Regions from separate parts of the Homo sapiens genome. Here region 2 is linked to region 1. A link is a contact called in ENCODE POLR2A ChIA-PET data. All regions are on one chromosome and are shown on one strand. Each heading gives the region's core, a stretch centred on a gene start or an enhancer-like site at or near the end of the contact. The rest is flanking DNA. Distances are from core to core; before and after follow the strand shown. Region 1 holds the start of RPL10A (ribosomal protein L10a). Region 2 overlaps FKBP5 (FKBP prolyl isomerase 5).

Region 1 (4,984 bases), core at 1,515-4,014:
CTCCATTTAAAAAAAAAAAACAAGGTCCATTAATTATACTTTTGTACTGGTTTGCTGTGCCTTGTTTTCCTTAACATTTACTCATTACTAACCCAAAGCATAGGATACTCCACATGTGGTCTTCTTAACACAGAAATGCTGACTAAAATCCTTATTTTAAATTTACATGGACCAATCCTGTCAAAAAGCTTCAATGCCGTTAGCAACCCTATCACATATGCAAGACTGCCTGATTTTGATGGCAGAAAAACATCCTCTTCCCTATAGTACCCAACTATCCATCATCAAAGTGACAAACTACACAACTAGCCATCAGCAGTGCCAAGGCCCTCACTTGTCAGCTGACAAACCACCCCCCACCCTCAATCACAGGCAGACAGAGGGAACTGGTAATAGAATTTATTCAAATGTGCCTTAATATAGGCGCTGGGGCTTGCCCATGGTGCTCTTGATATATAAGGCCCGGACATTCTGCCAGTTTTTCTTGAGCAATGACACCAAGAAGTTGACAGCCAGGTGAATGTTATACACAAGCTCATCGTCTGTCATCTTCACGTGACCAACAGCTACAGCCAGACATAACACCTGGGAGGAGGGAAGAGAGGATCAAGTCAGGTTGGTGGACGAATAGCAGATGGCCTGTCCTTCCTCCCCCAGTGGCCTGGTGAGCAGGTACTTGGACCCGGGCCAAGACCAGGGTTACTCCAAAAGTTTCAATCCTGGTGGGTGCTCTTACTGGCATATTTAGAGACTTGGATAAGATTTAGACCCTGCCAACACCTTCACCCATAGCAACCCGCCAGACCCACTCACCTTCTTCATTTGGAACTTGATTGTGGACTTCACCTCATCCACTTTGGCCACCATGTTTTCGTTGTGTGTGAGCAGGGAAGGGAACTTTCCTGCCTTATTTAAACCTGGGCCGAGGATTCGTGGAATCTGCTTGATCAGAGACTCTGAGGCCAAAAACGCATCATACTTCTTGGCTGATAGAGAGAGGAAGCCATTGGCATTGCTTAGAACCTGGTCACCAAGGCACACCTCAAATGTGGCAGGCCAGAAACGCACTTGAATCAATCATGTAAGTGACCTCCAAGCAGCACCCTCTCTAAGACCCCGCCTCAGTCTTTTCCCTAGCCCAAACGGTTTCCAGAAAGTCCTCTGGACCTTCACTGGTCCCAAAACATGCTCTCAGAAAACCAGGCTGACCCATGATCCATGGCATAACCGCTGTACAACGGATGCTCTGGTCAAGACTGCCTGGGCTCGAATTCTGCCTATTTCTTAGCTGTGGACCCTGGACACGTGACAACTGGGAATGTCTGCTTCCTACCTGTAAAAGCAGTCTAATGCCACTGCCTAAACAACGCAGCGTAAAGATTTCCAAATCATAGTTCACCAGCACCTGGCTGGTCAACTTACAATGCCTGGCCTCCCTCATCAACTGGAATCCTCATAGCAATACAAACATCAAACCACCCCAAAGCTAAAACAGCACTCAGGCAAGCTAGGCAACCACCGCCGATCCTTTGCTATTCTAGGCCCCTCATCATTTAAAAATCGAAAATGGCAGAAAAGCCTTTCTACCGCCCCCACCACACATCTCACATGCAAAACCACAGCGGCCGGACTCACCCAGCTTCTTGACCAGTTTTTTATTCTTGTTGAGTTTTTTCAGCGCCTCGATGTCCATGTGGGGGATATCCACGGCCTTAGCCTCGTCACAGTGCTGCTGGTCCCCCAGGACACACACAGAGAACTTAGGGCGGGGAGTGGACTTAAGCCTGCGTTTTGGGGGACAGCACCAACAGGTTACGCCTAGCCCTGGGTCCCAAGGGCCGGTGAAGGGTCTGGGACCGCAGCAGCCACCGAGCCTTACCCGGAGCGTTCACATTCACCAGCAGCCAGCCTGGCTTCTCAGGCTGGCCGGCGGGCTCGGCCGAGGCCTACCCACGCCTCCCCTCATGTTTTAAGACCCAGGGTGGGGGTCCGTCCAGCCGCGCCTGCCCGGAGCAGGGGGTCTGAACTACCCTAGCACATCAGTACCGACGTGCCCGCCTCCGGCTCAGCGGGAGCCTGCAGGGGAGGGGCAAGCACGGGGGCACTGAGGGCTGGGTGGGATCAGAACGGTGCCAACCTGACGGTGCCCGAGAAGCGCTTGTCCTTCTGGGGATCATAGTTCTTCAAGCTGATCTGCAACTCCACCGTCTCCAGGAACCTTCGAGAGAGGAGGGGGGTTAAGCACCCGCCGGCCCTCGCCACCCGCGCCGTGCCCCAGGGTCGGCACTCACTTGCGGCGCTTGCGCTGGTTCCCGTGCAGGACTTCCCGCACCGCCTCGTACAGGGTGTCGCGAGAGACTTTGCTGCTGCGGGAGAGAAGCGACAGGGCGCTCAGGGCCGCGGAGTCCACACGCTCGGACTGCCTGGAAGCCTCCGAGGTCTAGGCTTCGAGACGGGCGGGCGGCCCACGGCGGACTCCCCCGTAGATTCCGGACACCAAGTAGAGCGACGGGAGCTCAGACCCAGACCCAAGCCCCGGTGGAAGAGGGAGGCTCTCAGTGATCGGACCTGGTAGGAAGGGCGACCCGCAGGCCGACCCGCCTTGAGAAATGCCCCGCGGCGCAGGTGGCGCAAGGGTCCGCGGCGCGGCCTACAGGATCCGAACCCTCGGCGGGGCACCTGAAGGCGCGGATGAACGCGGATAGGGCTTTCAGGACCAACTCACCTCATGGCTTCTCACGCCGCGCTAACCGGAAAAGAGACTAGCATGTCTTGCGCATGCGCTCAAATAGTGGCCCTGATCTCGCGATAATGCTTTGCTCCTCGGTCCTACCCGCAGAGCGGTTGGGTGGGCCAACCCCGAGAAGCGCGGCCTTCTCTGGCCGCTGGGGGGCGTCGCTGGGCCGCTAGGCCGGCGCGGTAACCCACAGAGTTGTCGCAGTCCTGAGCGCCCCGCGGTCCCCCGGTAATGTGCCGATTCGCGCCCGCTGCTGCTGGACCCCTAGGGAAGCGGCTGGGTTCGGGGCTCGAGCTTCGGTAGTCACACGTACTGGTACAGCCCAGTGATGTTCACTGACAGCGTGGATTCCGGCACGCTTGTCCCTCAAACCCCTCTCCCCTCGCGCCCTCCGCACCAGCTTATGTTCTCAAAAGGAAGCCTGGCCCGACCTCCCTCCCTCAGCACCTTGCTCTAACGTGGACTCGTGGTAAGGGAAGTGTCCGGAAAGTTCTGTTCCTGTCCTTTCAACGCCTGCAGAGGGGAAGAGCTGGGAAAGTCCTTAAGTGAACTTTCACTTGATAGTTAATTTGATAACATCTACGTTTTAAGTGTGACTGCTATGAATAAGGCGTCTAGCCAGGTGCTACAGGAATACAAGGATGTAAAACAGGCACACAGCACTGCACACCCATAAGGTGTCTTCTCTGCTCTTTCCTCTGTCCAATGGGTCTCATCCTCTTAGCCACAGTAACCCCCAGAGCCCTTCAGATCTCTCCTCGGATTCATCTGCCCAAAACCCTTCCCGAACTCCAGACTGAGTCACTCCCACCTTTAAGATGCCCATTCTCACCTACCCCCCTGCCTGGTGGGGGCAGCTCCTATAGGATGGGGTGGGTGGTATTACACATTATTTGGCCCTCAGAGGGTGAATAAGATACCCTACACCCTTCCCCTCACCAGGAAAAAGATGTTCCTTGTCATTGAGCAGGGAAGTGGAGGGGGTGCGGATGGGCTCAATACCCAGAATTCATGGGAAGGAAGGTACTGCTTCTAATAAGACATTGGCCAGGCGTGGTGGCTCACGCCTGTAATCCCAGCACTTTGGGAGGCAGGCGGATCACCTGAGGTCAGGAGTTTGAGACCAGCCTCGTCTCTACTAAAAATACAAAAATGAGCGGGTCATGGTGGCATGCGCCTGTAATCCCAGCTACTCAAGAGGCTGAGGCAGGAGAATCGCTTGAACTGGGGAGGCAGAGGTTGCAGTGAGCCGAGATCATGCCATTGCATTCCAGCCTGGGCGACAGTGCGAGACTCAGACTCGAAAAAAAAAAAAGAAAAAGACATTATTGAACTTGCTTTTATTCAACACCATTGATAAATTATTCAAGTCAGAAACAAAAACACAGAAGGTCATAATATACATGAGCACAAGAGCTTCATCTGAGCCCACTGGTACCCCAGACCTCCTGGAGCATCCCATGCCCACTCTGGGTCGGCTTGATCCTACTGAGCCCTATCGGAAAGTTTGTCCCTGCAGCCTGAGAATTGATGAGGAGTGTGCCTGGGGCCAGCAGCCTTTGGAAATATAGCTCTGGCCTGGTGTGGTGGCTCACACCTGTAAATCTCAACACTTTGGGTGCCAAGGCAGGAAGATCACTTGAGCTCAGGAGTTCAAGACCAGCCCTGACCAGCATATTATCTACAAAATAAAAAATTAGCTGGGCATAGTGTCATGTGCATGTAGTCCCAGCTACTTGGGAGGCTGACATGGGAGGATCGAGCCTGGGAGGCAGAGGTTACAGTGAGCCATGATCAATCGCATCACTGCACTCCAGCCTGGATGACAGAGCAATACCTTCTCTCAAAAACAAAAGAAATGAAAAAGAAAATATAGCTGAGCTCCCTTAGCCCAGGAGCCTCCCTGCTGGCTGGGAAGCCAATATTCCCTATGCAGCCTGTAACAGGGAGGCAGTTGCAATCTGGGATGGCCAGGCTCAGCCTTTATCCTCAGGCTAGGGCTCAAGACAAGGTGGTGAAGAAAGAAATGCCCTTCAGGAAGCTGGTGATGGAGCACCAAGAGGGTGGTCCCTTGGTGGATGGTCAGGGGCCCAAATGTTTCAAGGCGGCCTTCAGGGACTTCCTCAGGAAGGTGGTGTTAGGTTCTAGGGCCATAGCCAGGCCCAGCCTCTGGGTCTCAGTGATCTGGGGAGAAGGAAAAATCATGTCAGGACTCCAGCAACTGATCCCTCCCGTCTCCCGACTACC
Region 2 (4,984 bases), core at 1,642-4,141, 120 kb before region 1:
GTTATTTAGACCTATGGCTTTACTATTTCCATTTTTGTAAAGCAGCCTCTTGCCCCTTCCTTCTCGTGGCCCAGTGGACATTGCTTATTTAGGAGCACTCTCCCAGTGGTGTGCCACAGCAAGCCTGTGCTCTGTCATCACTCCAAGAGTATATTCATGCACTGCTGCTTGGTATATTTGAAATCACATGAAGGTATATGATGTTGTTTGGGGCAATGTGATTTAATCCTCTGCCTTGTTAAGAATAGACTAGGCCAGGCTGGGCGCTGTGGCTCACGCCTGTAATCCTAGCACTTTGGGATGCCGAGGTAGGTGGATCACCTGAGGTCAGGAGTTTGAGACCAGCCTGGCCAACATGGTGAAAACCCATCTATGCTAAAAATAGAAAAATTAGCTGGACGTGGTGGCAGGTGCCTGTAATCTCAGCTATTCGGGAAGCTGAGACAGGTGAATCGCTTGAACCCAGGAGGTGGAGGTTGCCGTGAGCCGAGATCATGCCACTGCACTCCAGCCTGAGAGACAGAGCAAGACTCCGTCTCAGAGGAAAAAAAAAAAAATATATATATATATATATAAAAATATATATATATATAAAAATATATATATAAATATATACACACACACACATACACACACATACTTATATTCCAGGCATGGTGGCTCACACCTATAAATCCCAGCACTTTGGGAGGCCAAGGCAGGATTACTTGAGCCGAGGAGTTCAAAACCAGCTTGGGCAACATAGTGAGACCCCCCTCTCTGCAAAAAAATTTAAAATTTTCCTGGGTGTGGTAGCACATTCCTATATTTCCAGCTACTCAGGAGGCCAAGATAGGAGGATGGCTTGAGCCCAAGAGTTTGAGACCAGCCTGAGCAACATAGTGAGACCCCGTCTCTACCAAAAAAAAAAAAAAAAAATTAGCTGGACATGGTGGCACATGCTTGTGGTCCCAACTACTCGGGAGGCTGAGGCAGGAGGATTGCTTGAGCCTGGGAAATCGAGGCTACAGTGAGCCGCGATCGTGCCACTGCACTCCAGCCTGGACGACAGAGCAAGATCCTGTCTCAAAAAAAGAAAAAATAAAAGAGTATCCTGTCTCAAAAAAAGAAAAGACAACAGAGCAAGATCCTGTCTTAGAAAAAGAAAAAATAAAAAAAAATTCCATAAAGACTGAAGCCAACCTAAGAAATACAAAGAGACTTATTAACTAGGTGTTCTTTGTTTTTGTTTTTTGGGTGCTAAAACCTGGAATTGAACCATAACTAGGTTTTTGAGTAATTTGAGCTACATTATTAGGAAGCAGAATTACATGAGTTGCCAGAAAGATGAGTAACCCTTTTATTATTCACTTTTAAAAAGTAGAGGATAGTCACTGGGCGCGGTAGCTCACGCCTGTAATCCCAGCTGAGGTGGGTGGATCACCTGAGGTTGGGAGTTTGAGACCAGCCTGACCAATATGGAGAAACCCCGTCTCTACTAAAAATACAAAAAATTAGCCGGGCATGGTGGTGCATGCCTGTAATCCCAGCTACTCCGGAGGCTGAGGCAGGAGAATCACTTGAACCCGGGAGGCAGAGGTTGTGGTGAGCCAAGATCACACCATTGCACTCCAGCCTGGACAACAAGAGCGAAACTCCGTCTCAAAAAAAAAATAATAATAATAATAATAATAAAAGTAGAGGATAGCAGGGGCTGTGACACCAGGAACACACACTCGTTATCTTTTGAATAGAGAGAATTTTAGTTACCCATTTAAACTTCATAATTTATATGCAGTAAATAGCACTGACCACACCCACTGTCACTTTTCCTAAAGGCTCCCAGATTGTTCTCTTGACTCTGGTCCTTCTAAATCCAGCTTGTAAATGGCAAGTGCAGTTATTTCTGGATTTGTATCTGTAATGGTGGAAGTAATAATACACACAATACAAGCTAGCAGATGATAATGAAGTCATTTATTTATGGCTCTAAAGTGATATTTTTGCATGAGCTTTACTCCCAATTATGTTTTGCTTGAAGTCCCCCCCAGTATACATCTGCAAGTTGATACAATTTAGCAGTATTATTAGTATATCTGGTTGTTTTAGAGTGGCAAGACAACCTGACCCAGAATTTTGAAAATTCTGTATGAATATACAAACTACAACTTGACTACAGTCATGTTCCCATTTTAGAGTTGAAAAACAGGCTTGAGAGAAACAGCCTAGTGGAGAGGTTTGCAGAGGGAGATAAGGCATGGCCTTAACTTTGTGTGGGTTCACCTTGTATTTCTAAAGATGCACTTTGTAGCAGTGCTTACCAGAGTACGTTCCTTACTGTGTTTTTGCGGCTCCTCTCTCTTGAGCAACATTGTTCAAGCTACAGCTTGGTCATGATGGAAAGTGAGTTCTTCAAACAGTATGAAGAAGCACTGGCCTAGCAGTAAATTGGCACTGACACACAATTTCAACAGCCAGAGTGTTTTCAGTTTGGAGTATCTTCTAGAATTAGCTGCTCTTTGTTCCAATAGGCCTCAACTGATGCTTTTCTCTCTGTTCATCTAACCATTGTCACAAATTTACACACAGGCCAAAGAATCCTGGGAGATGGATACCAAAGAAAAATTGGAGCAGGCTGCCATTGTCAAAGAGAAGGGAACCGTATACTTCAAGGTGTGTGAGTCCCTATGCAATCCTTTCCATCTCAAAGAATTTATTCAAGTGTTGGTGAATTGTGCTGATATTCCCTACTCTGAATTTTGTCAACACTGCTTGGTAAGAATAAGCTGCAATTTTTATAAATCTGTCATTTTCAATATGAAAAATGGTGAGAAAACAATCATGTGGAAAAAAAAAAAAGTACAGATTCCTCTTTTACACATTCTGCTCTAGATTGTAACCTTCCATACAGGCAGACCAGGTCTGGCATCCCCACCCACCACAGTATCACTCACTCCTAAAGCATCTTGCTTGGTACATAGTTGGCACTCAACAAGTGTTTTTGGAATGAAAAAAGAATGAATAGAATAATTGTTAGCAAAGAATGGAATTCATAAGGGTAAGTTTCACATCATTTTTCTTTCTTCCTTTTTTTTTTTTTGTATGAGAGACAGGGTCTCCCTTTCTTTCCCAGGCTGGTCTCAAACTTCTAGCCTCAAGCAATCCTCCCACCTCAGCTTCCCAAAGTGCTGAGATTACAGGCGTGAGCCACTGCACCGGGCCCATCTTCCTTTAGACTGTCTTGATGAAGTCACTAGAGCATATGATAAAAGGAGAGAGGACATGCACAAATTTCAAAACAAACTGACAGGAGAGTATTGATTGCTTCTAATGGCCAAGATGATTCCTGCACACTTGCTTTTATGAGGAATCTCCGGATATTCCTGAATGATATTCATCATAAATTGCTTCTCAGAAACCCTTCTTGGAGCAACTAGGAGTGTGATATTTTCTCACTTAGATCTTAAACCTCTAGATGTAAGAAAAAAAGAAACCGCCCTTCATTCTGTTTTAATCAGTGTTCTACCCATTGCTTCCCCACCCCAAATATATGCCTTCTCCATGTCAAGCAGAAAGGGCTTAGTGATGAGAATTAGAGGGAGAATGGGAGTTCTGTCAAGGTTTCTTTCGTTTTCTGCCACTGCAATACAGAAATTAGATGTTTTTCAGCAGTATAAAGCAGTGAGGCATAAGTGTACTTTAACAAGTCTTTATGGGGCATCTGCTATAAGACATGCTATTATTAAGTTACAACCTTGTCAGGAGGGAGGAGTGGCAATGTTAATCCAAATGAAACAACTAGAGAATTATGTAAGAATATATAATCAACCCAAAATTAACACAGCCAGAGGGCACCATGTGTTTTCAGAATTTGAGCTGAGACAATATTGGGTCATGAAATCAGTTTTGTGGAAGTGTATTGCAATATGTTATAAGGATCAGTTTTGTTGCATAAAACTTTGCTTGTGTATGAGTAAGTACTGGATTGCATATTTCTTACTGTGGGTGGTATTCAAACAAATTTTAAATCATGGGTTTAGATAAGTATAAATATATAAATATGTTATTTATCATTATTTACTATGTATACTAAACTCTTATGGATCACCAGAAAGCATGGGGGTATGATAGAATAAGCTCAGAATTGGGAAAAATGGGCTTTATTGCTCTTCAAATGATTTAGTCATTTAAGGTCCAAAGAGGTTATATTTTCAAGTGAAAAATAGGGGAGTTAGATGTTCCCCAAGTTTCTTTCCAGCCTGAATTTCTGTGAGTTTCTAAACTCTCAAGAACAAGTGTTATTTTTTTGGTTTTGTTTTGTTTTTAATTCTAATTGAGGTATATTGGATACTTCTAAACTATTCAAGTAAGATTCCAAGTGGGTTATTTGTATATCCAAATACATAATACACTAGAGGGAAAAATGTTTCTACAAAATTTCTTAAGATCGTGAGTCCTTAACAGTATTTTCTATATTTCCGAAGTCCATAAAAATCCTTAACTATATTTTATATATTTCCTCAATACTTCCAAATAGAATATTAACAGTTTGGGAAGATTTGAGGCTTTTGGCCTTTGACTAGAATTATATCGATTCAGTGTAGTAAAACAGCTCAGCTATTCAGAGGCTCTAATCGGTGCTATGATACAGAATTTTGGAGAACATTATTGGTAATGAAATAATGTTATGAAGCCATCTGTCATATAGCTGTGTTCTGAATATATACAGAGAGATGGCCAGAATTAGTGATCAGTAGCAGAAAGCAATGAGTGTCTGTACAGTTACTTAACTTTGTTGCTTATCAGCATCACAACTGCAAGAGTGATACTATTATGAACCTACTTAAAATTACCAATCTTTGGATAAAATCTGGATCAGCAGTCACACACATGGAAAAAATTATTTTTAACATGGAATTTGATAGGCAAAATTTTTCAAAACATTAGTCCATTGGGGAAAAATTAATGAAAGGTTCAAAACCACTGACCTGAGACTTTTCTCCCA

What was found. ChIA-PET counts read pairs that join two places held with the same protein, here RNA polymerase II (POLR2A).
Region 2: POLR2A ChIA-PET joins it to region 1 with 10 read pairs in activated T-cell. The contact joins the enhancer-like site here to the promoter of RPL10A in region 1. POLR2A ChIA-PET finds 5 or more read pairs at or near these places in 9 of 52 experiments (A673, IMR-90, MCF 10A and 5 more).

The regions. Positions count from the first base shown.
Region 1 is chr6:35,466,181-35,471,164 of GRCh38, reverse strand. It overlaps RPL10A (ribosomal protein L10a), which reads right to left and starts at 2,764. Exons shown (of 6, transcript NM_007104.5): 1 at 2,726-2,764; 2 at 2,292-2,366; 3 at 2,138-2,218; 4 at 1,636-1,784; 5 at 814-986; 6 at 385-585. The coding sequence starts at 2,730. The coding sequence ends at 415. It overlaps FANCE (FA complementation group E), which reads right to left. Exons shown (of 10, transcript NM_021922.3): 10 at 4,063-4,921. The coding sequence ends at 4,820. It overlaps MIR7111 (microRNA 7111), which reads right to left and starts at 657; the gene lies at 586-657. RefSeq lists enhancers at 2,035-2,134, 2,195-2,264, 2,442-2,998, 3,275-3,324.
Region 2 is chr6:35,584,702-35,589,685 of GRCh38, reverse strand. FKBP5 (FKBP prolyl isomerase 5) reads left to right here. Exons shown (of 11, transcript NM_004117.4): 8 at 2,569-2,652. Among named protein-coding and RNA genes, the nearest start is that of LINC03135, 44 kb to the right of the region's middle. Within about 2 kb of position 2,891, at least 2 of the 41 ENCODE cell types and tissues checked have a DNase peak (open chromatin) inside an H3K27ac peak, as active enhancers do.